Regions from separate parts of the Homo sapiens genome. Here region 2 is linked to region 1. The links are chromatin loops, found by intact Hi-C in ENCODE. Cell type or tissue: PC-3. All regions are shown on one strand. Links, peaks and the distances in the headings refer to the core of each region. The heading gives the core; the rest is flanking DNA. Region 1 has its middle 99 kb from the start of MAGI2. Region 2 has its middle 150 kb from the start of MAGI2.

The links. Peaks named below come from ENCODE experiments on the same cell type or tissue, not always from the same donor. Only the 100,000 strongest peaks of a DNase experiment are listed, where the experiment ranks them.
Region 2: it touches region 1 in a loop (2.2-fold over the local background); 1 of 110 quality-filtered maps calls a loop at or near these places.

What each region holds. Positions count from the first base shown.
Region 1 is chr7:79,544,858-79,560,809 of GRCh38, forward strand. It overlaps the pseudogene NUP35P2. Among named protein-coding and RNA genes, the nearest start is that of MAGI2, 99 kb to the left of the region's middle. In PC-3, for the core only: no CTCF peak of the experiment used is centred there; a DNase peak (open chromatin) is centred at 9,144; H3K27ac peaks cover 1,526 bases.
Region 2 is chr7:79,594,620-79,610,571 of GRCh38, forward strand. No RefSeq gene overlaps it. Among named protein-coding and RNA genes, the nearest start is that of MAGI2, 150 kb to the left of the region's middle. In PC-3, for the core only: no CTCF peak of the experiment used is centred there; no DNase peak of the experiment used is centred there.

The DNA.
Region 1 (15,952 bases), core at 7,039-12,038:
GCAGGAACTACGCTAATCCTGGGACCTTGAGAGTTGTAAACATTCTTATATCTTTTTCTAATTTATGTGTTTTGAATATTTTCTCTTAGGTTATAGCTTGCCATTTCATTTCTCCACTATATCTTTAGAATAATATGTTTTAAATTTTAAATAAGTCCAATTTGTATTTTTTTTTTAATTTATGGTTCATTGCTGTTGTTTCCTATGTAAGAAAACTTTGATCACCAGGAGGTTGCAAAGATTTTCTCTTATTTTTTTCCTCCAGGAATATTATAGCTTTTGATTTTATATTTAGGTCTATGATTCACTTTGGGTATATTTTTATGTGCAATGTATGATAGGAGTTGCCACTCATTTATTTTTCCATATGGGTATCCAGTTGATACCACATTTCTTGGATTGCCTAGAAGGCATTGTTCCATTGATCTATATGTTACTTTTCTCAAGGTCCATAGTCTTGATTACTGTACTTTTAGAATATGTCTTGAAATCATGTATAGTAAGACCTTCTCTACTTTGTTCTTTTTTTGAAAAAATTGCTTTAACTATATTAGGTTTTTTGTGTTTTCAAATAAATTTTAAAATTCCTTTGTTAAATTCTACAAAGAAGGCTGCTGCAATTTTAATTGTCTCCTCATTTGTTCAATTGCCAAAAAATTATGCCCCTATTATTATTTGCTTTATCTTATAATCTTCTGGGAATTGATATTTGCTGATTGAATACTTCGGGAAAGAGCAGCCCACCTGCCACGGGTATACCATGTCGCATTGTACCAGATACAACCTTTTTATTCCTGACACAAAACACTGAATTCAGTGGTAAGTGGTTGTGATAATACTGACAATATTTATATGCTTAGAAAATAGAGGAAGCAGTCATGATTTGACATCATTGAAACCTCTGCTGGGTGACCAGTATTGAGTTGCCCTCTGAAACTGGATTTTGGCAAAGCTAGTGGAGACTCTACATATTCTGCCTCTAATTTAGTTTTCTTGCTTATATATTGATATTTGATATATATCATATATTTGTATGTGTATATACATGCACAAACACACATATGTTTATGTGTGTGTCTGTTTTCTATCCTTATGCCTGTATTCTATTCTTAATCCTATTTTGGAATAAATAGTTTCTGACAGGATGATGTTCAGCCTTGAGTCACGTAATACGTTATATTGCATATTCCATTGAAACAAAATCTCTAGGTTTATCTATATTTTCTAGAAAGTTACTAATAGAGTTATACTGATAGAGTGCATCTGGCAGAAATTTACAATAAAACATATTGAGTGAGAATTATTTTTGAGAATTTATAAATATTTTAATTATTCATTGTAATTGTTTGCTTTTCCAAGAAGCCAACACAGCATCAAATGATGAACTTCTATAGGTTTATTAATTTCTGCTTATTCAGCCCCATAATTCTTACAGATGAATTTTTATCATAGTCTTCACAATTTCATGGTATATATTAATTTCCTTTAGAATTTTGGTTTTGTTGGGTTAGTCTGAGATTCTATGATGATTAACAACTGTATACTTGTTCACTAAAGAGCCCTAGCGTAAGAATACTTTTTTTTTTTTGAGACAGAGTTTCGCTCTTATCACCCAGGGTGGAGTGCAATGGCACGATCTCGGCTCACTGCGACCTCCGCCTCCCAGGTTCAAGCGATTCTTCTGCCTCCGCCTCCCAAGTAGCTGGGATTACAGGCATGCACCACCACGCCAGCTAATTTTGTATTTTTAGTAGAGATGGGGTTTCTCCATGTTGGTCAGGCTGGTCTCGAACTCCTGACCTCAGGTGATCCACCCACCTCGGCCTCCCAAAGTGCTGGGATTACAGACATGAGCCATGGTGCCCAGCTAAGTGTGCCTTTTTCTAACACCTTTTTAAGGGAACCAAATGTATCTAATATACTTATAAATTTTATGTAATTTTGTATACAAGAAACTACACTGGTGTATATACAAGTGCAATCACTGGTGTATATACAAGTGCAATATTTTTAGAGGAGAGATGGGCTCATGCTCATGTTCATCTTAGCTGCCTGGCCCACTGCCTTCTGGTTTCATATTAGCTATATTTTATTTATGTTTTCTCTTTTTATCAGAGTTGTTTATAATCTACAAAATGTCAGAAAGAAATTCAAGGGCATTTATTATACCATATATTTCATTATGTTACATAACCCATGTAACAATAAGTCCAAAATCAAAACTAGAAAACATATTCTAGAGGTAGAATGCAGGTAAAATATCTTATAAGTATTATTGGAAATAAAGGGATATCTTCCACCAAAAGAATCATTATTTTGAGGTGGTGGTGTTGAGGAAATTAAGACCATAGCATTGGAAAGAATACAGTAAGATAAGTTATTGGGCAATTTGACAGTTTTGTTTAATACATATAGCAAACCAGAATATATCACCTATCTCACCTACTTTTACTGTCTGCGATGATATTTTTCACTGTGATGCAATACTTAGATAAAAGACATTTGATGGTAAACACATTTTTTGGGCCTCTATCTAATATGGCTTCAGTGATGGTGCACGACTTCATTACCATGTCAAGAAAATATATGTGAGAGGGCATTTCAATAATTACATATGCTCAGTTTGAATTCTTAATATGTAGGAGGAAGAGAGAACTATAATTTTTTTTCTTAATGTTGAACTCTGTATTGCCTCAGTTATTTATCATCTGGGAGAACTGAGAATGAGTTCACATAAGGGAGTTTGAAGCTAACATAAAAGGAAATAATTGATAGTCATGTGACACACATACAACAATTTATTTTTTAGTAATTATTATCTTTCCTTAACTGTGGTATTTATTTTTTGTCTATGAGCTTGAAAACACTTAGCTGATACTAACTGGTTGAAAGTCAGTTGCCAAAGAACAATCTATTATGAGAAGGTATATACTCAATTATTTTCTTTTGTAAATCATGATTGAAGGGGAAAAAGAAATGGAAACAATATCTCTTGAAAGTCATTGCAAAAACAAATTTATACAACTTCTACTTCCAGCCAAGATAGACTAATAGAAACATGAGGAATACCCTCTTGCCCCAAGGAGCTTAAAACTAGAAAAAAAAATGATGCTCTATGTTACAACTTACCAAATTTTGCACTTTAAATGAATGCAGGATTTATTTTTAGATTTATCTGTCAAGAAAACTATTTGTAAAAATACCTCAGGTTCTAAATCTCTAAATCTGTACTATGTGTATTTTAGCCATGAATACTTATCCCACTGAAGTCTGGATTCAGCAAGAGTTTCATGGTCTTGTCTGGGATACAACTATTGTTATTCCAAAACATCTTTTTAATTTTGGATGTTTTCTACACAAAGAAATGATAAATGTTTGAGGGGATGGATATGCTAATTACCCTTAATTGATCATTACACATTGTATACATGTATCAAAATATCACTCTGTATATACCCCTATAAGTGTGTACAATTATTACATGTCAACTTTTTATTTTTTTTTTATTTTTTTTTATTGTTTTGAGACGGAATCCAGGCTGTCATTGAGGCTGGAATGCAGTCATGCGATCTCGGCTTACTGCAGCTTCGCCTACGTGGCTTAAGCGATTCTCCTGCCTCAGCCTCCCGAGTAGCTGGGATTACAGGCACCCACCACCATACGCGGCTAATTTTTGTGTTTTTAGTAGAGACAGGGTTTCACTATGTTGGCCAGGCTGGCCTCGAACTCCTGACCTCAAGTGATCCACCCACCTCGGCCTCCCAAAGTGCTGGGATTACAGCCATGAGCCACTGTGCCTGGCCCTACATGACAATTTTAAAAGATAAATAATTAATTTTAAAATGAGTTTCAGGCATTAGATCATGTGAACATATTAATTATGTAAACTACTTTTGCCCAACTTTTGTATGAATCATTGCTTTAAATTATGTTGTCACAAGCATGCAAGATACTCATTGCTATTGAGTGAATTGCATCACCCTCCAAAGTCATCTGTTGATGCACTATACCCCAATGTGTTAATATTTGGAGATAGGCCTTTGGTGGTAATTACGTTTAGATAAGATCATGAGGGTGGAGTCTGCATGATGGGATTGTGCTCGTATAAGAAGAGACGCCAGAGAGGTTCCTCTTCCTCCATCCTGTTAGAAGGCAGCCATCTGCAGGCTAGGAAGAGAGCCTTCACCAGTGCCCAACCATGCTGGCAGCCTGATCTTAAACTTCAAGCCTTCAGATCTATGTGAAACTTTCTGTTGCTTAAGCCAAAAAATAAAAAGTATTTTCAGCTCTTCACTTTGCCAATAACAGCACCCATCATTTTACTCTCAATATAAATGGCTGAAATGAAATTATTGCTCAATTCATAAAGAGGTTATAAAATTCACTATTAAAATACTATTAAAAGGTATTTATGTGTTTACCAATTCTCAGGATTTTATTCTTACGACTTACGTATTAACTCCCTGGGGGTTCAGACACAAATAAATTCAGTTCAGATAAATCCTGGAGTGGCTTCACTCACGTGCATTCATACTATTCAATTATTATTGGCAGAAAATTAGGCTACAGCTAATTACATGATTTGGTAATTACTTGCATTAGTCCTTTCTCCCTTTTATATATTGTCTGCATTTAGGAGTGAAATGTATTACTGCATCATCATAGTTAACAAACAGCCAAAATAGTAATAGTTGTTTATATGCTAATCAACTAAATTAGTCTCTTGTTTTCTGAGATTTAGAAGTTAGTAAAATTTTATAAGTATTTAAATATGCAAGCACTTTGGCAGCTTCTTCTGAGTAACAAATTAGACAATAGCGAACAGCATAATGTAATCTGGTTTTCTTGACACTGTGCATTAGAACAAAACGATTTGAAATTTGCAAATTATTGAATTTTGGTATATTCTTAGATTAAAATTATTTCATTTGTTTAACTGCTGATGGTTCTATATTTGTAGTAATTAGTAATTAATTCAATACCTTATTTTTTTCAAAATTATATCTTGTTTTCTTTGTGTTAGATTCTAATACTTTCAGAATGAGTAAGATAGTCCCTACCCTGAAAGATTGCCTGTATGGTGGGAGAACTATGTAAGCCAAATACTGTAAGATAAGTACTATGGTACAGAGAAGTATGCAGGGAGACACTATTTAGCTGGTGGGCTTGGCAAAATTTTAATTTAAAAAATGTTTATTTATTTTTTTATTAATTAATGATTATTTTTTAACGATTAAAATTTAATACCAAATTCAAACAATATCTGCTTCCTCATCTGTTCTCTACCATGTTGACTTCACAGAAGCAATAACTTTTGTCTGTTTTTACATCTTTTGACAATTACAGTTATATCCTTATTATCAATATGGTGTGTTTTTTTTTTTGTCTCTTAGACATTATTTAGTTTCTGATAGAATACATATTTAGATTATTTATCACCTTCTTTCCCTTCTTTTCCCAGCAACTATTCTCACTTAAATATAATTTTCCTTTTTAATTTCAAGTGGAATACTCAAAACTCTAGTTTTTATTCCATTAACCATAGACTTTATCTTTGGACTCCTCATTTATAAAATGGAAATATTAGCCCTTGCACCATTGGCATCTCTACTCTCCCAGCATCCCACCTCCTAACTTTGATCAGCTATACTTTTAGTGTAATGTGGTCAATGTCCATAACATTTAATCCTCTTATAAGCCTCCATGCTCCTGAGTTGGAAATAATCACTCTGAACAATCTATGGGACAATGCATGTAAAAGGATTTAAAATAGTACCTGGCACACGGGAAATGTTCCATCAGTGGAAAGATTTTCTTTGCAATTATAAAAAGTTAAGTAACTAGTACAGAGAATGACACATGTTTAGTTTTAATAACTTTTAGTTTCCTCCATAATTCTCATCTCTTTCTCCTGTTTAAAGATAGCAAAATACAAATTATCTCAGATGTGATATTTAATATTCTTTTTACGTAGAAATTAAGATTTAAGAGTTTGACTATTAAAGTTTATGTAACCATTATTCACTAATTTATTTTTAAAACAAATATATATAATATTTTATACTTGTAATATTTTATAAGCTATACATAAATCATATAGGAATTCACTAGTAACCTAATTTTTATGCTATGCTAATCTGTTATTTCAATATTCTTAACATTGTAGAGTGGTAGTGACACTTTCCTTTTCCAATTCAAATAAATGTTATAGAAGTTAAAAATTAAAAATATACATCAGTAATCAATTATATTAAATTTCCATTTAAAAATATTTTATTTTATATACTTAAATTGAGTTTTTAAATTTTGGTTTTATCATCATTTATGTGAAAATATACTATATTAACTGCCATTCTAAGATTTAAGTGGATATATAGTTGTGCTTAAAATTAAATCTCTCTGAAATTTGAGTACTACAACTTTATTTTAATATATACATTTAATTTTCAAATGTATTTGACCTGGCTAGGTCCAGTCTAACACATGTTCATATAGGCACATTTGTATTTATTTATTCATCGTTTAATTTACAATTTGTAGCAAAAATGACATTTTAAAATCTGAAAATATAGTAAGGGCATAGTTTATATTTTATAACTGGAAATATCTTAGAATCGCAATGTAGTATTCGGAGGTCCAAGAAATAGAGAACTTCCATACTATCATGGGTTAATGGATGGTATTGGTTTAAATGAAATATGATAGCTTTGATGTACCTTTAACTTGTATAAGTTATTTTCTAAAACTAGTTTTATGATAATTATAAAGGCAATCCATGTACCATATGAAATATAAAATTAATACTGACATGTATGAGAACATAAATTATAGTTTCATTACTCAAAGAGAAACACCATTGATATTCATAAATATTATCTTCCTTTAGTTTTCCCTAAGAAAGACATATCTTAAGGTAAATGAAATATCATATATAATATTTTATGGCTTACTTTTCAATTAAAGTTATGGGCCACATATCTCTCCACAATAAAAATTGTTTTTGCATTCCACTTTCAGGCATAATAGTCTACACTATGATTACACATCAATGTGTTTAACCATTTCCTTGAATTTGGATATTTAGGTTGTTCCCAGAGTACCCTTTCAAAAAATAGTGTTATGATTATTTTTTCTATTAATGTTTTTAGAATAAATTCGCAGAAGGAGGATTATAGGATCCAAAATTATTGGACTTTTAAAATTTCTTTGAAGTTTGTCTAAATTTCCTAAAATGTTTTATCGGTTTTTACACATATTAACAGTGTTTGTCAAAGTTCATTTTACTTATCTCTCTGCAACATTGGTTAATTTATTTTTACCGTTTTAACACTTGAAATATAAACATACACATCTCATTGCTCTGATGTATATTTAGTTGTTTACTAATATGGCAGAATAAAAAAAATATATATATATGCAGCTGACATTACTATTTTCACCAAAATTCATTTGCCCTCTACTTTTAGAAATATGAAAGGGTTATAGTTTCTTATCCTGTGGAAGTTATAGATGGCCATATGTCCTGCCAACTGAAATATACTTTATTAATCTGCCTACCTATTATATTTTAGTTACTTTAATTCCATAATTTATTTTCTATCTAAGAGATATAGTCCCCCATCAATCTCATCAGTCTCACTATTTCCTTTTCAAAATTTTCTAAGCCTGTCTTCCATGTTTATTTGTTCATTTTTATGTTAATATTATTTTAAAACTTTGTAAAATTAAGTGCATACTTTTGCTTAAAATTATACTGGCAAGAATAATTTTTTTAATTAAAAATAAAAATTATGCTGAAATTGCACTTTGATTTGAAAAGAACAGCTATTTCAATAATATTGTCATTGTATGTCAGCACTTAATATAGATCCTCCAGTTTCAAAGTAGAATATTTTTGTAGGTGTTTTATAGTGCAATATATCCTTCATTAATATCTTCCAATAATTTTTTGTTTTGTTTGTCATTATGAACAGTAGATTATGTTTTCCAACAGATTCTTTATCAATATTATTAGAAGATTATTATTAATTTTTGTATCCATAATTTATAAAGTACTGTTAATTTCTAATGATTTTCAATAAATTATTTTGAATTTTCTAGCAATGTAATTATTTTGTCTGTGATAATAAAATTTGGATGCTCTCTAACATTCATTTTTATTATTTCTGGCTCAAATTTTATTGCAATGGCTTAAACTTTTAGAAGATGTGTTAAGTAAATTGTTGACATAAATCAAAGTTGCTTACTTCTTAATTTTCTTAGAAATGTATCAAGTACTTCCATCTTAATTCACGTATTGTTGGTAGCTTTAAGATATACAGAGAGGCATTTTAGCATAATAATTATACTTACGGATTCTGGAGGCAGTGTGCTGAAATTTAAATCATGATCAACTTATTTAAACTCTCTGTCCTATTTTTCTCTAATAGAGGAGTGTCAATAAATGAGAAAAACTAAGAATAATAGATAAAAAAGACAAAGTATAGTGCCTGGGTCATATTAATAATGCAATATATATTAACTATTTTTATTATAATGGTTTCCCAAAGTCTTTGTTTTTGTAGGCACCCCTTTCTCCTGTATTACAAATCTTTTGTAGAATCTCTTATCTCAGAAAAAAAAAAACACATTTTTCACCTCAGATTCCCCTCTAAATACTGTCCCATACGAATGTTGTTCAATCTTCCTAAAATAATTATCTGCAATTCTTGTCTCAGAACTCCTCACATCCCTTTTACTCTTCAACCCACTGCTATCACCACTTCTTAAAAGCAACTGTTCTTGTAAATATAGAAGTCTTTCCTTCTCTGTAGAGAATATGTTCCAATACCCCCAGTGGATGCCTGAAACTACAGATAGTACCAAGCCCTCTGTATACAGTGTCATGTTTTTTCCTGTACGTGCCTATGATAAAATTGAGTTTATAAATAAGGCACAATAAGAGATTAACAACAATAAATAAAATAGAACAATTAAAACAATATGCCAATATCACTACTTTTGTGCTTTCGGGCCATTATTAAGGAAGATAAGGGTTACCTGAACACAACACGGTGATACCACAATAGTCAATCTATGACTGAGATAGCTACTATAAGACTTATGGCCTAGTAGTGTGTGCAAGGTGAATACCATGGGCGAAAGAATGATTCATGTCCTGGTCATGAGGGAGTGATACAGCAAGGGATTTCATCATGCTACTCAGAAAGCTGCCATGCAATTTAAAACTTATAAATGGTTTATTTCTGGAATTTTCCATTTAATATTTCTGGACTCTGTTGACCTTGGGTAACTGAAACCGTGGAAAGTGAAACTGCAGATAAGAGAGGACTACGGTATTGCTAATGATCTCCATCAATCCAAATCCAATGGCTACCTTTATCCTCATTTCACTTGGTAGTTCCAAAGGATTCAGTACAGTTGACAACTCCTGCCTTCTTGCATCTTCTTTCTCTTTTACTTTCATACATTCCAGGGTTTCTAGATGTTTTCCTAGTCATTCTTTCTCAATCGTGTGTGTGTCTGTGTGTGTGTGCATGTTTGATGTCTAAATATTCAAATTCTGTGAGCTCATCCTGGATAGCTTTTTCTTCTTAAGTCTCTCTTTAGTTGGCCTTATTCAGTCCTATTGACTAATATTTTACCTATTTTCTGTGTCAAAGACAAAAACTACATAGGTAAGGAGTCTGATTTTATTTAGGCTATTGCAGTAGATGCAAAGATCCAGACTGTCTCAATTGGATAGTTTTGTCTTAGACTTTCACTGGAAGGAGCAGACAAGTTTCAGTTGAGATTGGTTTGCAATAAGGGAAAGTATCAGTCGGTCAGCGGAATAGGACGTGTGAATCTCTGTTTCTAGATAGTTACATTCTAATCTCAGCTAATCACTGAGAAGATACGGAATAGAGAGATGGCTAGAGGTGAAAGAGAAAGGATCTGTGTTTGGCTTTTTCAGTAGGTTCAGGCAGAAGAGGGAAGATATCCGTGCTTAGTCTTGTCACAAAGGAGTGATTTGTGCATCTTTGGGGAGTTAAGAGAATGAGAGGATAGGGAGGTTTTTGTTTTGTTTTGTTTTTTGTTTTTGTTTTTGTTTTTGTTTTTGAGACAGAGGCTCGTTCTGTCACCCAGGCTGGAGTGCAGTGGCGCTATCTCGGCTCACTGCCAACCGCCACTGCCTGAGTTCAAGCGATTCTCTTGCCTCAGCCTCCCGAGTAGCTGGGACTACAGGCACCCGCCACCACGTTCCGCTATGGGTTTTTTTTTTTTTTTTTTTGTATTTTTTTTTTTGTATTTTTACTAGAGATGGGGTTTCGCCACGTTGGCCAGGCTTTTCTCAAACTCCTGACCTCAGGTGATCCGCCCTCTTTGGCCTCCCAAAGTGCTGGGATTACAGGCGTGAGCCACCGCCCCCGGCCAGGTAGTCTTTTTTCTAAAATATATGAGGAATAATATTCTCTGAGGTAAGTCATTTACTGGAACATAAAAGAGTGGGGGGATTTCTTATCCATTTCTGTTTTGGGGAGCACAGGTCTCAGTTAAAGTTCAACATTGTCAGCTGATAACTCCAAAACCGCATCCTGGCTTTCTCATCTCTTTTTAGCTTTACTATCACTTCCAAGTTTATGACAGCCATATTTATTGTAATAGTCTTATGACTGATGTTTCCTGTCTTATTTTGGATTCCTTAAAATACCTTGCCTGTATACCAGTTAAAATTTTGTTTTTAGTAAAATAAACTTTTCCATCAAGAATCTCAATCAGAAACTATTTTGTTGATGTACACATTTATCATCATCTTCCTCCACAGAATGGAAGCTGAGGTTGTGCCAGTGTGCCTTTCTGTAAGTAAATGGGTACTTAAATGCAGCCCATTGTCTGATGGCAAAACAAGTGCCCTGGAGTGGGCATGAGTCAGTCCAGAGGATGGAATCCCTCTTTTTATCTGAGGACCATAGAAAGGGAGAATTTGTATGTATGAGAGGCGGTCCTGGTAGCAGGCATTTTGTCAATTTTATTCACAGATGTATATGCAGGCCTAAAATGATCTCTGACTCATAGGCAGCAAATGTTTGTTTAATAAAGGAAACAAATTTGATATTTTACTATATTTTTGGATATTTTGAAACAAATTTTATAAAATAAATTATCAGCTCCTTAAAATTTTGAAAGAATTTAGGCACAAGCTTCACTGTGCTGATAAAACATTTAGGAAGCAACAGTTTCATGTAGCATTCATTTTTTTATACGGTTTTCTGTAATCTTTTCAGACTTGTACCCCACAAATGTTGCTAGTTAAAATATATCCAAAAATTATCTGTTACCTGGATAAAGCTATAAGTGTTTCTGTGTCTCCATATTTTCTTCCTTATCACTATGGTTGAATTTTTGTTAATTTAGTCAATGTTAATTTGTGGTCAAAATATTAGCCCTCGGATTTCTTTTTACAAACTTTACCTAGTTAGCATTTTTAATTTTATTAAATTCTATTTACATTGCTATTGTTTTGGCCTTCTCACCTTTCTAAAATTTTCTTGACAACTTTATTTTTAATAAATTTTATTGGCATTATAGATTCTTTCATACGTAAAAACTAATGATTGATTTTTATCTCTGAGTATATTTTTGGCCATTTTCCATGCCATTGTATTATTTTCCTAAATTTTCTTTTTGATAACATGGATATTTTGACAGTGTTTTTAAAAACATTGTAGTTGGTTGAAATACCTTTTGTTATTAACTATACAACTACGGGTAGAAAATAAATAGGACCTCTATTATTTCCTGTATTTAGATTTACTTGTGTGCTTGGATGCGTGTATGTGTGCAGGTTATTATATAACAAAGTTGTAATATCTGTGCACTTAAAAAGAAAGTGATTTTTAGTGTTCTTCATGCTTTTAATTAATTAATTAATTAATTTATTTATTTATTTATTTATTTTGAGACGGAGTATTGCCCTGTCACTCTCTTGCCCAGGCTGAAGTGCAGTGGAGCAATCTCCGCTAACTGCAAACTTTGGCTCTCAGGTTTTCCTGCCTCAGTCTCCCGAGTAGCTGGGATTACAGGTGCATGCCACCACGCCCAGCTAATTTTTTTGGTATTTCTAGAAGAGATGAGGTTTCACCATGTTGGCCAGGCTGGTCTTGAGCTCTTGATCTTAGGTGATCTGCCTACCTCAGCCTCCCAAAGTGCTGGGATTACAGGCGTGAGCCACCGCGCCCTGCCTTCTTCGTGCTTTTTAAATATGCAACTGTTATTTTTTTACACTGGATAAGTCTGTTGAAAATTAATTCATTTAAAAAATTTATCCAGTTTACCATAGATTAAACATTGTGCCTTTAATTTTTGTACGATTTGTGTGTGTGTGTGTGTGTGTGTGTGTGTGTGTGTGTGTGTGTGTGGCTTTCTTGTTTCTATTCTTTAGGTGGGCAGGAGGGACTGCGGCTCTTTGGCATTGTTTTAGCACATTACCATTCATGGCCTTATGTTTTTATTTTATGTTGTGCCCTTGAGTATAGAACTTCTAGGCAGAGCATGAAACAAAGCCACTAGGTTCTCATTAGTGAAGGATACACAGAGGTAGGGGCTCTTTCCTTGTTGCTAGCTGCTGTAGACCTAGTCATGGGAGTTGAAGAACACTCTCTCCCTAGGAGGTGGGGAGAGTAGGAGCCAGAGGGCAAAGGAGGCAACTTTTGTGTTCAAAGACATCCTGAACATCCCATGCATGTCCTAAAACATCTCTGACAGGGGCATGCAATATGTGGGGCAGATGAGCACACGACTCTTGGGGAGAAGTGAGCTGTGGAAAGCTATGGTGGGGATTGGGAATCACCGTTTCAGGTATTGCCTCGGGCCTGGCACAAATAAAACCATCCACAGACTGTAGGCTTCTCCTGCCCCCAGAGAATGAGAAGGCGGCACAGGGCCAAAGCTAGAGTGCAGTGTCTGGGATCCAAAGATTCTGTGCAGCATACAATGCACAAGCCAACATTTTAGGAGACTTTAATTCAAACAAACAAAAAACTAGGCAGATTCTAAAAAAGAAATTACCATTTTATGAGATTTTAAGAGATTATTCACAATAAATTGAACCAAAATCCAGGGAATGATACAAAAGTGAAATGGCTCAATTTTGTGGTCTGAATTTGCTCTGCTCTTTCAACAGGACTGTGTAATAGCCTGGTGTGGTATATAAGGGTAAGAACAAAATTCCTTGATCTGAGATGGACACTTCAGGTTTTCTGTAGGATGTTTCTACTCTCATACTTGAACTGAGTGGGATTTTAGACAACAATTGTTAAGTACTCTGACCTGACTTTGAGAATAGCTATTTTTCATGGGTTGGATCCTGGTTTCTAGGTTCCATATATTGTATGTATTATTTAATTTTTTTGTTTTATTTATATTTTTCTTTATCTTGCTTCAGAATATTTATTTACTATTGCCTTATTGTGGCAACTCAATTGCCTTTCATTTGGATTTTATTTCAGTTGAAGCATCTTTCAAAAATATATTTCCAATATGTTGTATTTTGTTCTTCTTTTTAATTAATTAATTTGGATCTTATCTTTCCATGTAATATTGTTTTTGTCTTATCTGGAATTTTTCTTATTATCTTACAACCTTTTCTCTATATTGTCATATTTTCAACACACATTTTATAATTGCAGCACTGACCCACAGATCTCACTTTTTGATTATTGTTTTAAAACAACTAGAATCACATAGAATAATTTATAGGGTTTTTTGTTTGTTTTTGTTGCTTTTGTTTTTGTATTTTGAGACAGAGGCTCACTCTGTGTCCCAGACTGGAGTGCAGTGGTGTGATCTCAGCTCACTGTAACCTCTGCCTCCTGGGCTCAAGAGATTCTTGTGCCTCAACCTCCTGAGTAGCTGGAACCACAAGCATGCACCATCATACCGGGCTAATTTTTGTATTTTTAGTAGAGACAGGGTCTCAGTACATTGACCGGGCTGGTCTTGAACTCCTGAACTCAAGTGATTCACCTGCCTCAGCCTCCCAAAGTGCTGGGTTTACAGGTTTGAGCCACCATGCCCGGCCAGGATAGTTTATACTTTGTCATTGGAACACAGATGCCCAACCTCAGCTTCCCAGATCTGTTATTTCCTCCATTTCAACCTTTCTAGATCAATTTTTCTCCTACCCCGTCTGGCACAAGGTTGCTTGTCCCAAAGCAAGCAAGTCATGCTGCCTCCCAAGAAGCGGTTCTTGAAGTTCCCCATAGCAGGAAAGGTCAAAACAAAATGAAAACCCTTTTGGTTGAAGCTCAAAGTTTTGACTCCTCCGTACTCTGCCTGATTTTATTTACAACTTAGTATCCTCTGGCAATTGTTTTTGTACTTTGTCCAGTATATCAGCTGTAGGGTTGCTCTGTAGGGGCTTACATACCTACACTGTCAGCAGAACTCTCTCCTGACATGACATCCAGGTACTGAACCATTGGGTAGGTTGGCTAGGTTGCTGGTTGAGAAAGTTTACATATTTTTTTCTTTCTTAGGTATGTAGCTTTATATAAACCAGAACTCTAGGTAGATATGATAGCAACATCTTTCACCATTTATTCAGGAGAATGAGTGGGAGGGCCCTCTGGCCCAGATCCTGCTCTCATGCATTGAGCCTGGTTAATTTATTCTGTTGCCTATGGAGTAATTTTATTATCTGTTATAGAGAGAAGAGACTTTCCAGTTATCTCTACTAGCTTCTAACTAGTTTAGTAGGCTCATAATATAAGCTAACATAGTGGTTTTGTGTTTATTTGTGGAGGTCTTTCCCTTTTTTTTAGTCTTATTATTTATGTTTGGCTTATTTATTTTATATTTTATCTGTCACTGCTATGTACCTGAAGCAAAGGTGGGGCTCCTTAAAACCTAAACCTACAAAGCCATCTTGACAATAACAAAGTACAACTTAACGTCATAGATTCCCATGCAGGGTTTAGCACTGTACTTTATAAAACAAAAAATGCTTACTAAAGCATCAGAAAAGGACTCCCACATGACTTTCACATTTACTAAAAAGTATAAAGAAGTCATTCTGATTAGAAATGTTTCCTTGTTTTTCAATGGATTCACAGAAGCATAGTTCTCTATTGCAAATTCCTTAAAACTAATTCAAATGAGATTCAATTTGCATAGTTTCAACTCACAGACAACATTGTAGAGTGAAATACACCATCATTCCTATGAATCTAACTTTCACTCCATGGGTACCAAGAAAAACGGCTACTTTAACTTGGTAAGGCATAGCTAGAAGACCGAAACTGTCACCCTCAATCAATTCAGTGTGCTTTTTAGTCACCTCTGATATTCACTGATTGTTGTTCTTTCCAGATTTATCAGGATATCTGACCTTTCTCAAACTATAAAACTTATTGCATTCAAGTGTTGTGATTGATCCCTGTCTTCTCTTCTCATTTGGCTCTTTCTTGTTGTAGCTTCTCCCTCTTTTTCAGTTAGTTTCGGGGCTTGAACACATTCTGTGAGTTCCTGAATTCCTTGCCATGACCTCTCCCCTGTTCTTTCATTCCTTTCTTTCTTGAGTCCTCTATTTCTTTATTCTCCAGCAACTTTCTAACAGAATTGCATTAATCCTGTTGGCCTTTCAAAATTTGAAGGAGAGCGAGTTGGTCTGAAATTTTCAGTGCTGTGTCATCACCTCTTAGCATAGTATCCAATATATAGTGACCTCCCACTAATATGTCTTGAATTAAATATTAGTTTCTGAGGCTATCTCCTAAATACCCAGTTGACACTTCATCTCCTCCATCATGACCCTCTTTGTTGATGCCAGAAGGTGTGGACCCTACTGCTTCATTACCACATTGTAATGTAATTACTTGTTTTGTGTCTTTCCCCCCATCAAGCTTCTGCAATCCTAGCAAATAGGAGTTGTGCTATAAATGATAATTGCACTGATCTGTTGAATTATTTG
Region 2 (15,952 bases), core at 5,188-10,187, 48 kb after region 1:
TTATGCTTTCATTTTTGCTTTTTTTGTTTTTATTAGGTCATACTCTGATGTGGTTTGGCTGTGTCCTCACCCAAATCTTATCTTGAATTGTAGTTCCCATAAACCCCACGTGTCATGGGAGGGGCCGGGTGGGAGCTAATTGAATCATGGGGGCAGTTACTTCCATGATGTTCTCATGATAGTGCATGAGTTTTTACAAGATCTGATGGTTTTATCAGGGGCTTTTCCCCCTTTTGCTCGGCACTTCTCCTTGCTGCCACTGTGTCAAGCAGGATGTGTTTGCTTCCCTTTCCACAATGATTGTAAGTTTCCTGAGGCTTGCACAGCCATGCTGACCTGTGAGTCAATTAAACCTCTTTCCTTTATAAATTACCCAGTCTCGGGTATGTCTTTATTAGCAGCGTGAGAATGGACTAATACATACTCTGTGGAAATTATTGAATCTTATTCCTTTTTAAAATGTTGGTGATTATAGAGAATCCATATATGTGATATATGTGACATATATAATAAGTTTTTGTAAAAATTCTTCCTTGTCCTCTTCTTTTTCATTTATCATCCCATTGTTGTTTATAGAAACCATATATTTTTTAATATTTTAAAAAAGTTTTAATATGTATGTGTGTATATATATTTTTTTCTGGTTTTTTAATTATGTGTGTTTTATTTTCTCTGGTTTTATATCCAGTTGTCACTTTTCTTCATGCTACTAGTTTTCCTCAAATGTTGGTGACGTTTGATAGTCTTTTCATATTTTAGAATGACTAAATAGTATTTTAAATAGCAGGCATGGGTGCCTTTGCTGTTATGTAAATAGGTGTATTTTATTATAGCTCTGTCACTTAAGTAGGAAATGTAATATTGTCTTTGGCATGGGACATATCTCCTGGCAAGTTTTCTTTAAGGTAAATTGATGGAGAGTTGAATATTGTCTGAAAAAGCTCATAGTTTCACAACCAAATTCTGGGACACTTAGTGTAGGCCAGTGCTTCTTAAGCTACTTGAAGGCTTCAGGACTGTTTACATTCTTAAAAATTATTCAGTACTCCAAAAAGTTATATTTATTAAAGTACAGCAAATTAGAAATTAAAATTGAGAAGTATTTTATTAATCCATTTTAAAATAGCAGTAAACCTACTATATTTTAACATAAAAACATATTTGAGAAAATTATTTTTCAAAATGAAAAGAATTAGAATAATGGCAGTATTTACATTTTTGAAAATCCATTTAATGTCTGTCTAGAAAACTAGATTTTATACCTACTAATACAGCTGATATTTCTCATCTACTTCTGTGTTCATTCTATCACCATAAGTAAGATACTCTTAGATATGTAGTTGGAAAACATACGAATATTTTATCAGTTTTTTTTTTTTCAGGTAACTGACATTGTTCTTTGATAGTTTCACTACCAAACAAAACTCAAATACTAGATTTTAAAAAGTACAAAAATTAGCCAGTTGTGGTGGCGGGCACCTGTAGTCCCAGCTAGTCGGGAGGCTGAGGCAGGAGAATCACTTGAACCTGGGAGTTGGAGGCTGCAGTAAGCCAAGATCATGCCACTGCACTCCAGCCTGGGCAACAGAGCAAGACTCTGTCTCAAAAACAAAACAAAACAAAACAGAACAAAAAAGTTGCTTGTAATATACAATTTGACAGAATATTAACAAACTGTTATACTAAAATCCTTGACCTATCTTGCATTTTGAACGAATCTTTTTGTTACATGATTTTTTAACATTGTTCCTTGGTCATTTTGGATTCTTTCTCTTCTACTCTGTTTTCACTTGCCTTTTGTAGTGATTAGACCTGAACCTGGAAATGCCTTTTGCTTTGAGAGAGCTATAAGGAAGTGTATATTTGACTAATTAGTGCTATCTCTAGGTTTTATATGAAATGAAAAAAAATTATAAAAATAGCCCATCTGGGCTAGAGTCAGTGGGCTACAAAAGCCAACAGAAATTTAGATTAAAAACCCAGCTTATGAATAAGAATTAAGCTTTTGATGGAAAAGCCTATTCATCCTATTGGTTGGTAACTGGAAAAGGGAAGTCCATGACTTGCTAGGATGTGAATTTCACCAAGATGAAGCATCCCTAATTTGAGAGTCAGTCATCTTCAAAACAAACAAAACGGGAGGCAAAATACTATTTTGAAAAATATGAAATAAAAATTAGAACATTTTATATTGAAAAAAAGTGTTACTTTAGAAAAACAAAACAGCTGGAAATTTCTCAGGCACCACTGACTATGAATTGAAGGTAGTTCTGTTTTTTCCAAACACTGGCTTGTCTTTTGTCAATGCATTATTTTTACAAATTGCAAATACATCTGACACTGACACAGATGGAGTAAAGCAAATATACACTGAAATAATGCCTTTATCTTCAGGTAGAAAAATTTGCATCTATTGTAGCAATTGAGATAAAACTATGCCTTCTATAAGGGTTTCTGCCATGTTCTAAGACAGTGATTTTGTGGGTCACAAAACATTTAAGAATATGATCAAATTCATTTCTCTCAAAATATTGTAAACAAGTATGATTGGTAAAAATTTTTAGAGATATGTGGACTTCTTCAATCTCAGATACTAGGAAAAAAAGACAGGCTTCAGTTTAAAAAGCACTGTAATAAGAAAAGTAGTGCATCAAGGAAGAAGTAAGAAAGCTATTACTAAGTGTTAAGTCAATGATAGACTCCTTTTACATGAAGATGTAAACACATTTTTAGAGCACACAAAGGAATAGTAATAAAAAGCCTTGAAATGATTTTGGAATTATTCAGTTTCAGGTTTTTTAAATGTATACTGGATTTCTGAAAATTCCGATGCACCATTACATTTCATTAAGTGATGTAATTCATCAACATTTTCTGGCTTTACAAGACAAAATTTACTGTAATAACAACAGATTGGATCTTTGATGAATATGTTGTTGGTCATTTTCCATATCATTTTTGACAGGGTATCAGAAGGATGTATTCTATATTGTATTTTGAAAGGTTAAACTATGTTAGGGCTATGGAAATGGCAGAAAGATAAAATGACATGTATGAAGTCAGAATAAAGTGAGTGGAATAAAGTGAGCAAGGCATAAAACTAGGAAACAAATTTAATTGTGATACTCCATCTGTACTCCAAATAATGCCTAATGACAGCAGGGTGCCCAGAGTTGGGAGGAAGATTCCATGAATAGGGCTTCATCCTAACAAACAAAATTTGCAATGAAAGATTGAACTTACTTTGTAATCATTTTTAAAAAATTAATAGACTATTTTAAAAAACCTTTAGATTTACAGAAAAATTGAGCAGACTGTCAGTGACCATGTCTCCTTGCCCCCCCCCCCCAGTTTTCCTGTTATTAACATCTAGCATTGGTTAGTACATTTCTTACAATAAATTAACCAATATTGATAAGTTGTTGTTAATTGAAGTCGATAGTCTGTTTCACTCTTTGTGTTGTGCTGTTCTATGGGTTCCGACAAACACTTAATGTCATATTTCCACCATAAAGTATCAAACAGAATATCCCCTACACTTCAACTAGGCCTTTGTACCCTCCTCCTCTGCTTCTGAAACTTTGGAAACCACTAATCTTATACAGTGTCTATAGTTTTGCTTTTCCCAAAATGTTACATATTTGAAGTCACACTAACTTCTTTCAATTAACAATATACAAGAAATTCAAGTTTCTTCCACTTTTTTTCATGACTTGATAGCTCACTTCTTATTAAAGCCTAATGGTATCCCATTATATAGATGTACAACAGTTTATCTTTTCTCCTACTAAAGGAAATCTTAGTTGCTTCTAGGGTTTAGTGACTATGAATGAAGCTACTATAAATATTTATGTACAGGTTCTTAAGTGGACAGGTGTTCAACTAAATCTGGCAGATATCCAAGAGTGAGATGGCTAGATTATTTGGTAAAACTACTTTCAGTTTTGTAAGCAACTGCCAACCTGTCTTCCACAGTAGCTGTTACCGTTTTACATTTCCCCCAGCAGTAAATGAGAATTGCCCCACATCCTTCCCAGCGTTTGGTACTTGTCCGTGTTTTGGACTTTAGCCATTCTAATAGAAGTATAATGATACCTGATTATTATTTTAAATTAAATTCCCAGTGATATATGGTGTTGTGTATCTTTTTATATACTTATTTTCCATCTATTTATCTTCTTTGATGAAGTGTCTTCTTAGATCTTTGGCCATTTTTTAATGGAGTTGTTTTACTATTACTGTGTTGAGTTTTAAGAGTTCTTTGTGTATTTTGAATGAAAATCTTTTATCAGTAATGTGTTTTGCAAATACTTTATCCTAGTCTTTGGCTTGCATTTCATTCTCTTCAGCAGACAAGAAGTTTTTAATTTTAATAAAGTCTGACATAATTTTTTTAATTTCATGGTTCATTCTTTCGTCTTTACTTCTATATATACACAGACAAATCCAGAGTCACAAAGATTTTCTGCTATATTGTTTTCTAGAAGTTTTATAGTTTTTCAACTTGCATTTATATCTATGATTCACTTTTAGCTAATTTTTGTCAAAGGTTTAGGTCTATGTTTAGTTTTTTGTTTTGGGTTTTTTTTTGTTTTGCATTTTAATATCCAATGATCCAGTATCAATTGTTGAAAATATTATCCTTTCTCCATTGAAATGGCATTGTTCATTTGTCCAAAGATTACTTGACCTGTATGTGTGTCAGGGGGAGGGACAGTATATTTTGAGGTTTTATATTTTGTTTCATTGATTTCTGTCTATTCTTTCATGAATACCACTCTGTCATGATTACTGTAGCTTTATAGTAAGTCTTGCAGCCAGGTAGTATCAGTCCTATGACCATGGTCTTCTTTTTTCAATATTCTGTTAACTCTTCTATGTAAATTTTTCTCTCTTCTTGCCCATCAATGTAAACTTTAGAATCATTTTGTATATATCTGCAAAATAAATTGCTAGAATTTTGATTGTGATTACTTTGATGTATAGATCAGTTTGGAAGAATTGATATCTTAACAATATTGTGTCTTCCTATCCATTGATATGAAATATCTCTTCATTGATTAAATATTATTTGACATATTTCATCATAGTTTTGTAGTTTTTCTCATACAGATCCTGTACATATTTTGTTACATTCATACACACATACTTTCTTTATTTCTTATTTTTGGGTTGCTAATGTAAATGGTATTTTAATTTCAAATTCCAAATGTTCATTGTTGGTATATAGAAAAGTAATTAACTTTTGTATATCAACCTTGATTCTGCAAACTTGCTATAAGCTGTTGTTAATTTCAGAATTTTTTTGGTCAATCTTGGGGGGTTTTCTATATAAGTAATCATGTAACCTGTGAACAAAGATAGTTTTATTTCTTCCATCCCAATATATATACCTTTTACTTCCTTTTAAAAATCTGATTGCATTAGCCTGGACTAATGTATAATGTTTAAAAGAGTGTTAAATGGGAATATCAGTGCTTTTTCTTGATCTTAGCAGAAAAATTTCTAGTTTCTCACCATGAAGTATGATACCAACTCTAGGCTTTTTGTAGATATTCTTTATCAAGTTGAGGAAGTTTCCCTCCATTCCCAGTTTACTGAGAGTTTTTATCATGAGTGAGTCTTAGATTTTTACAAATGCCTTTTCTGCAATGTTCTGTTATTTGTCATTCTTTTTTCTCTTTGCGTTTCAATTTGGAAAGTTTATGTTGACATGCCTTCAAGCTCAATGACTTTCTCCTGGCTGTACCCAGTCCACCACTGAGCCCATCGAACATTATTCATTTCTCTTGCACTGCATTTTTATTTGTAACATTACCTTTTGATTATTTCTTAGAATCTCTATTTTTTGTTTATATCAATCTGTCCTTGTATGTTGTTTACATTTTCCACTAGAGACCTTCATGTGTTAATAATTGTTATTTTTAATCCCTATATAATTCCAAAATCTGTCTCAAATCTAAATGTGGTTCTGATGCTTATTTTATCTCTTCAGTTTGTATTTCTCTTCCTTCTCTCTTAACATGTCCTTTTAACTTTTTGTTGAAAGCTGACATGATGTGTCAAGTAATAGGATGCATTAGGATAAATATACATCCTAACAGACTCTGTTTTAAAGTTTGTTGTAGCTGTGGATACCAGAGACCAGTTTCCTCTCGTTTCCTCTTTTTTTCTCCCATATTTTTATTTCTCAAAGAATTTCTTCTAATATGAGTTTGTGTATTGCAGCTCTCTGTTGCAGTCCATGGTTATTACTGGAAACATGATGATATGATGGTAAAATTGGGAGGAGAGGAAGGATTATATAATCTTGTCATTAAATCTTCAGTTTTTACTTGACTTGAGTCTCTAGGCTGTGACCTTCAGAAGTATTTCTTAGCCTTTTTTTTGGTCGTTGTAGTGAGATAGAAAGGGTAGAAAATGCTGAAGTGGTCTCCTTGCCCTTTCCCAACATCAGATAATACTCTGGCAAAGTAACTTCCCTTCGAGGGGAGACCTTTGTTAGGGACAATGATCTGGACATATTTTTTAAAATGGTTCATTCCCCCCTGAGCATGTCTAAAATATGAGGGAATTTTTGTTAGATCTTTATAGCGACAGTCTGGTGGGGGCTCCAGGAAGGCCCTCACTCCTGCCTTTCTTTGTAACCACAAAAGTAGGGACCTAGGATCCCATCTAATACAGGGTTTCCAGGCAATTTTAATTGTCAAGCTTGTCCATGCCCTGCTTCTAAAGATTCCTGATGATTGGTGGGTGCATCAAAATCTCATAAATCACCACTAAAGAACTTACTCAAGTAATCAAACACCACCTGTTCCCCAATAACCTATGGAAATCAAATAATAAATAAAATAAATAAATGTCCCAATAGAATTTTGAAAAGATTTGTCAAAATTACTATTTAAGTGTTGTTATCAGTTACCAGCTCTAATGACTTCTGTTCCTGGTAACCTGATCTCAACTGTGATTCTCTGTGTTTGCCTCTTGCCTTACATATTTCAGAGTGATGATTTGCCCTATGACCTCAATTCTCTGGTGGCTCTAACAAAAGTCATTGATTTTTAGCTGGTTTAGATTTTTTTCACTAGAAAAAAAATCACAAAACAGCTTCCAAGCTGTTTAGATGTTGGAGCAAAATCAAATATCCACTATAGAAAATTTTCAGTTTCTTTGTAGTATAAAAACTACATAAAAATCACATATCTCCAAATTAAATTACCAACACATGTTCACAGCAGAGCATTTGGAAAATATAGGAAGTAAAAAGAAAAAAATATTTCATAGAATTCCACAATTCCAAATGCTGTTTCTGTCATGTTTCTGTCATATAAATTATATCATATTTTTGCATACCCATAAACTTATATTATTAGTTTGATTTATACTGATTTGCAGTGGTTTAGTTGCATTCAAACATAGGGAAAAAAATACTATTAAATTAATCCAATTCTTATTTTGGCTCAAATCACTGTTTACTATTTATATGGACACACATAAATAGTGACGTGCACATTTATGTGTAAAATCAAATATTGTCTTAAGAATGACTAATATTTTTAATCTAATAGAAACTTGGAACGCTATTGTCTGTGATCTATTTTAATGTAAACCATTCTTTTCTTTCTCTATGAATTTTTCCTTTTTTCTCAAATCTATGAAGTCCCATTATCTTGAAATGAGGGAAACACACATTTACATATACGTTCAGATTTTCCATGGCTTTAACTTCTGCATGTAATTCTGTTTTCTTTTTTTTCTTTTTTTTTTTTTTTTGAGACGGAGTCTCGCTCTGTCTCCCGGGCTGGAGTGCAGTGGCGTGATCTCGGCTCACTGCAACCTCCGCCTCCCAGGTTCAAGCAATTCTCCTGCCTCAGCCTCCCGTGTAGCTGGGACTACAGGTGCCGGCCACCACACAAGGCTAATTTTTGTAATTTTAGTAGAGACGGGGTTTCAGCATATTGGTTAGGCTGGTCTCGAACTCCCGACCTCAGGTGATCCGCCCGCCTCAGCCTCCCAAAGTGCTGGCATTACAGGCGTGAGCCACCGCGCCTGGCTTGCATGTAATTCTTTATTTCCTCCAGAGTTCAGCTTCATGCATGGTATATGGAAATTCTCAATTCTACCATCTGTCAAATATCCTATCAATTATTTTCTCACCACAAATGAATAATTCTTTCTCTATTGGTCAGAAGACCACCTTCATTATAGTAATAAGAATATTCTATTCCATTGATTTATTGTTCCATCTTTTTATCTTTGTGCTAGTATCACACTGTTTTTAATCCTTAGAATTTTAGTATGGGCAGAACATTTTTAATAACTTATTTTGTTTTGTTATTAAGTAACATAATGTTATAGATCAAATGTCAAAAATATGTAGTAAAATATCTTCATCCATCTTCTATTCCCCATCTGCCCAATTTCCATCTCCTTTCACAAACAGCAACTCCCAGTTAGATATTATTTACGTTTCTAGATATTTAAGTCAATACAGATATCTATCTCCTTAAAATACACAAATGCTAGTATATTATAATGTTCTTTTTGAGAACTCTCCCTAGTAAAGGAAGAGATTTCTAATTTCTGTTTACAGCTGCATAGCATTACAAATGGATGTCATATCATTTATTTAGCTATCCCCATATTGATGAACATTTAGGATTTTTTATTATGCAATTCTTATACATATTCAAGCACAATGCAACAATATCTGAAGTTAAAAATGTTTTTAAACATAATCCTTTTTTAAATTTAACTTTTTAGTTTTAGAAAATTGTAGATTCATGTGCATGTATAAGAAACAGTACAGAGATATCCCAGGTACCATTTACCTGGTTCCCCAGTGATAAATCTGCAAAACTATAATACAATATGACACTTAAGATGTTGAGCCTGATACAGTCATGATAGAGGCAATATATATGTAGACTATTGTGTCATATGCAAATATGAAGAATTATATTTTTATGATTGCTATTTCTTTTTTTTTGCCCTTTTGCACTGACTAGAACATCTACTATTACATTAAATAAAAATGATAAGGATGAAGACTATTGCTTTCTCCTCAATCTTAGAGACCAATCATTCCATTTTCCATCAAGTATAATGTTAGCTGTATGGTGTTCGTAGATATTCTTTATCAAGTTGAGGAAGTACCATTCTGATCCTATTTTTTCTGATACTTTTTTTTTAATCATATATGGGTGTTTAATTTTGTCAAATGCTTTTTCTACAACAATTAATTATCATGTGATTTTTTTATTTAGCTGATTGACTTTTTAATATTGAACAAGACTTGCATCCATGGAATAAAACCAACTTGATTATGGTGTATAATTTGTTTTAAATATGTTGCTGAATTGTATTTGTTAATATTGTGTTAAGATTGTTTGGTGTCTATTTGTAAAGAATATTGGTAGAAGCTTTCTTTTTTCGTTCTATTCCTGTCTAGTTTCAGTATCAAGGTAATATGAGCCTCGTTAAATTAATTTGGAAGTGTTCCATCCTCAAGCTCAGTCAGTGGTTGTTGGTAGTATTGTTAAGCTCTGCCCAGGAGCTTACAGAATGAGCCCTGTTGGCCTCTGCCTGGAGGCCACCCTCACATTTTGGAGCTCTATTGTCATCTCCTACATGGAGGCTTGCTTCATCAAAGTGTGCAAACAAAGATGATAGAAGAAAAACTTTGGAAATCTTACATATACATGGAAATTAAACAACACACTTTTAAATAACCGAAGAATCAATGATGAAATTTAAAGGAAAATTTAAAAATTTCTTGAGACAAGGAATAAACATACTGCTTATAAGAATAGAAATAAATACCAAAATACATTCAAAAAAAATTTCTTGAGACAAATGAGAATAGAAGCGTATCATACCAAACCCTGTGGGACACAACAAAAGTAGTTCTAACAGAGGAGTTCATAGCAATAAATGCCTACATCTAAAAAGAAAAGATGAAAGATTTCTAATAAACATCCTGACTATGCACCTCAAAGAACTAGGGAAACAAGGATAAGAATGTGTAAACTAGAAAAACAAAAACGCTTTTGGTTTATTAGAAGAAAGGAAATAAAGCTCAGAGCAGAAATAAATGAAACAGAGACTTAAAATACCCAAAAGATCAACAAAACGAAGAGTTTTCTTTAAAGATAAACAAAATCAAGAAACATTTAGCTAGACAAAAAAAAAAAAAAAGAGAGAGAAAAGATCCAAATAATTAAAATCAGAGATGAAAAAGGAGACATTACAACTGATATCATGTGAATACAAAGGATCATAAGAGACTATTTGAACTATATGCCAACAAGTTTGAGATCAGAGAAATAGTTAACTTCCTGGACACTTAAAATGGGCCGAGATTAAATTTTGGAAAAAAATAGAAAATCAACACAATAAAGGCCATGTATGACTAATTCACAGCTAACACCACACTAAACAGGGAAAAGCTGAATGCTTTTTCTCTAAGATAAGGACAAGATTAGGAACAAGACAAGGATGCCTACTTTTTTTTTTTTTTTTTTTTGAGGTGGAGTTTCAGTTTTGTTGCCCAGGCTGGAGTGCAATGTGCAATAGCATGATCTCAGCTTACCGCAACCTCCGCCTCCTGGGTTCAAGCGATTCTCCTGCCTCAAGCTCCCAAGTAGCTGGGATTACAGGCATGTGCCACCATGCCTGGCTAATTTTGTATTTTTAGTTGAGATAGGGTTTCTCCATGTTGGTCAGGCTGGTCTCGAACTCCCAGCCTCAGGTGATCCACCCACCTTGGCCTCCCAAAGTGCTGGGATTACAGGTGTGAGCCACCACTCCCGGCAAGCTTGCCTATTTTCAACACTCATATTCAATATTTTACTGGTAGTCGTAGCCAGAGCGATTAGGCAAGAGAAGGAAATAAAAGGCAATAAAAGTTGGAAAGGAGGAAGTCAAATTGTCCTTGTTTGAAGATGACATGATCTTCTATATAGAAAATCCTAAAGACTCCACCAAAACACTCTTAGAACTAATAAATGAATTCAGTAAACTTGTAGAATACAAGATCGACATACACAAATCAGTATTGTTTCTATATGCTAATAACAATCTGTCAAAAAGAACAATCTGAAAAAGAATTAAAGAAAATAACCTCATTTACAACATCTATGAAAAAAAGACACCTAGGAATAAACTTAAGGATATAAAATATCCCTACACTGAAAACTATAAAACATTGATAAAAAATTGAAGACATAAATAGAGAGATATCTCATGTTCATTGATTGGAAGAGTTAATATTGTTAAAAAGACCGTAGTACTTAAGTCAATATACAAATTTAATGTAACACCTACAAAAATACCAATGACATTTTTCACAGAAATAGAAAAACAACCCTAACTTCAAATGGAATCACAAAAAAAGCAAATAGGCAAAACAATCTTCAGTGAAAAGAACAAAGATGGAAGCATCACACTACCTGACTTCAAAACTATACTACAAAGTTATAGTAAACAAATCAGCACTGTACTGGCATAAAATACAGACACATAGACCAATGGAACAGAATAGAAAGCCAGAAATAAATTCATGCGTCTACAGTGAACTGACTTTCAACAAAGATGCCAAAAACACACATTGAGAAAAAGAAAATCTTCAATAAGTGATGCTGGAAAAAGTGCATATCCACATTCAGAAGAAAGAGACTGAACCTACAATTTTCAGCAAACACAAAAACCACCTCAAAATGGGTTAAAGACTTAAATGTAAAACCCTTAATAATGAAACTACTAGAAGGAAACATACAGGAAATGCTTTATGACATTGGGCTGGGCAAGAATTTTTTAAAATAAAACCTCAAAAACATAGGTAACAAAAACAAAAATAGGCAAATGGGATTACATCAAACTGAAAAGCTTCTGCACAGCAAAGGAACACAATCAATAGACTACAGAGACAATCTACAGAATGGGAAAATATTTGTAAACCATGTATTTGACAAGGGGTTTAATATATAGAATACACAAGAAATGTCACAGGAAAAAACAAATGACCAGATTTTAAAATATGCAAAAGACATTAATAGACATTTCTTAAAAAGGACATGAAAAAATTCTCAGCATCATTAATCAACAGGGAAATGCAAATCAAAACCACATCTTTCTCCAGTTACAATGGCTTTATCAAAAAAGCGAAAGAAAACAAGTGTGGAGAAAATGGAACACTTACACACTGTTACTGTGATTGTCAATCAGTACAGCCACTATGGAAACAGTATAAAGGTTCCTCAAAAAATCAAAAATAGAACTACCATATGACTCAGAAATCCCACCTTTGGGTATATAACCAAAGACAATGAAATCAGTATGTTGAAGAGATATCTTCACTTCCATGTTTATTGCAGCATTATTTACAATAAACAAGATATGGAATCAACCCAAGTATCTAACAATGGATGAATGGATAAAGAAAATGTTGTACATGTACACAACTGAATACTATTCAGCCACAAAAAAGAAGGAAATCCTGTTATTTTCAACAACACGGATTGACCTGGAGGACATCACATGAAGTGAAATAAGCCAGACACAGAAACACAAATATTGCATGATCTCATGTGGAATCTTAAAAACAAACAAACAAACAACAGTTGATATCATAGAAGCAGAGAGTAGAACAGCGATTATCAGAAACTGGGGTAAGGAGGGGAAAGCAGCGGATGGGGAGAGGTTGGTCAATGGTTACAAAGTTTCCATTAGATAGGAGTAATAAGTTCTGGTATTCTATTCCAGAGTAGGGTAATAATGGTTAACATATTGTATATTACAAAATAGCTAGAAGAGGCTTTTGAATGTTCTCACCACAAAGAAATGATACATGTGTGAGGTGATGCATATGCTGTATACCCTGATTTGATCATTATATGACATGTATATGTATGAAAATATCAAATTGTAGCCTATAAATATGTACAATTACAAAGTGTCAATAAAAACAGATGGCCATAGGGAGAGTACTAGCAAAAGAGAAGACACAAGGAGCTTATTAATTTATTTTTTATTACTAGAATACAACTTCTTAATTGAGAAAGCAAGTCTATAGGCGTTATTTTATTTACTCCGATTTATCAGATGAAAATATGCCAGCTGCGAAATTTTATATGATTTCCCTGAATTGCTTGTCTCAGAAATTAGAACCACAAATCTAATCTGAATTCATATGTACCTTTTGTTTCTTAGATTTTAATGTGGCAAGTAAAATAGGTATGCAGATTGCTGAAATGCACAACAGTATAGAGGAAAATGAAGTAGGAAAGAGATAAAATGTGTTGAACCATTGCTATGTGCCAGGCCATTAAAAAAACTTATCTTCTCTAATATGACATCACCATGAGATAGGAATTGATAGCTTAATTTTAACAGAATTTGAAGATTAATATGGTTGGCTATATTTTCCAAGTGTAGTAGCCAGTCTTCATTATGGCTCCCAATAATCTTTGCCTCCTCATATGCCTACCCTTTTATAGTGCCCTCCCACACTGCACCAAGGCCTATTGGCCTTGTGTGACCAATAGAATACGGCAGAGGTGATTAGATCATAAAGCATTGCAGTTTGTACCTTGGACTCTCAGATCACTGGCTCTGGGAATTCAGCTATCATGCTATTTACACAATCAAGAAGCCCCATGAAGAGTTCAATGGGCAGAGCACTGGAAACCCTGATCATTAATTAACATTAAATTGTCAGCCTTTTGAGTGCACACTCTTGTAAATGCAAACTCCAGTCAAGCTTTCAGATGACTGCAGCTCCAGGAAACATCTGATTGCAATCATAGGAGAAACTTCAAGCAGTTACTATCCAACTGACCCCTCCCAAATTCCTGACTTACAGAAACTGGAAGAGATAACAAAATATCATTGTAATTTTAAGCCAATATATTTTGGAGCAATTTCTTATGCAGCAATAGATAACCAGTACACTAAGTAGCATAGTAAATATTGAGGCCTAGATTTAACCAAAGTGTCCAATTCAAATACTATACTGCTTTGAATATTTATTCCGGAAAGCATATCACAATATCAAATTCTAAAGGTTCACTGTTTCCAGATATGTCTAGGAGGGGACGAGGAGGGTCTGCCTTTGCATGAATATCTTAAATGCATCATGGAGAAAAAAAGCTCAATTTAAGGGAAGGGGAAAAGTATCAGCGGCCTTAATGGCCACTTTTTCTCCTGCATCCATTATACCTTTTGTAAGTTATCCGGAACCTTAAAAGTTTAGCTGTTCTATGCAAGTATTCTCTGACTACTAGGATAGTTATATTTTCCCAGGAGCAAGCTTTTCTCAATTGCGTCTGTTTGTGTGCGTGTACTGTGTACATATACACACATGTGCTCATGAATGCATGTGTGCATATGTGTGTATATGACTTTCAATATTCCATAAAAGGGTCTCTGTTGCTACTGTCTAAGGGCAGAGAATATTTCTTCTTATTCTTCTGGGAATCTCAGGGTCATCACAAAACACATATTGCTATTTCTTTTATAAACCAAAATTATGACTGCCTGTTACAGACTCAAGCATGTAATGCTCATGGATTGTGCAACCTGAGTTGGTTTATTTCATTTTCCTCAGAAGCCTTGCTACCCACTTTTTCAAATTTAAATCTCTAGTGGCAAATATATTTCTGATTTCTTTGAGATCTAAAGCAAGAACACAAATGATGGTCAACATATTAAATGCTTATATATTTCAAAGCTATATATCAGATTATAAATTCTAAAATATATTCTATCTCCTATGTTGGCCAAAAGACCTTTGATTTTATTTTATTTATATATTTTTGCTTTTTAATTTCTTTTAGGGTTAGAGATTCTAGAACTACCTCACAAGACGTCAGCCCTGTTCACAGGCAAGGGGAGGTAAACAGGGCAAACGGACCTTTTAAATAGAAACAATTAAAAATAGAACGTGTGTGTGTTTGCGTATGTATATATATATGTGTGTATCTCTCCATATGATTGAGGTGAAATATAAAAAAAGTTGAATGTAAGTATTGTTCAACTGGTCAATGATGATGTTTGAGTGATAAATACTTGTAATTTATAAATTACTTAGTATTTAGCTCATAAAACCTGTTTTTCTTTTACTTTAAATCGTGATGTTATTAATATAATGTCTTTTGCATAAATTGTGTTCTTATAATAGTAACGCCAAATTAAACAATTTTCTTTAGTTATTATGGTTCTTTGGGTAGTGTTTTATTCATATTAAGTTAAAGATATCTTGTTCTGCTCAAATTATCACTAAGTTGGAATTACTAATAAATTCCTTACAGCAATATTTATATCCAGAAATTAACATGAATTTTATCCTCAAATACTGTAAAATGACCACACATGTCATAAATTATAATTATCACATTACTACCGAAAAGCTGACTTTTATCACTTATAAAATATGTTTGCCCTCTCTTACAGTAATATTTAGCTATGCTTAGTAATGTGAACAATGATTATGTTTCATTCATGTTAATCTAAATTTACAAATATACATGTTTGGCAATATATAAATTGTTTAATATTATACGGTATTTCTCCTTTCCTATTGATAATTTTGCAAATATGATAATTCTTGAGTACTTCCAGAACTATGCTTTGGACACAAAGAGAAAAATAAAATAGGTGTTTGGAGCTACTGTGAAATGATATCCCATTATAACAAAATCTATTTTATTCATGCTATTTGAGAGGAAGGATTACATGTTGATTCACTTGTCTTTTCTCTTACCTAAGCATCCCACCAATGAAATCCTTCTGGAACTCTGAAACAGTTTCCCTCTCCAATGTCAGCAACAATCCAAACCACAAACTTCTATGATATTTGGACACAATTAGCTTTTGTTCCTAGGAGACACAGTGCAGGAAATGTGGAGAAATGTTTCCTTTTCTTTGTACTATCATTCATCACAAGAGTAGATAC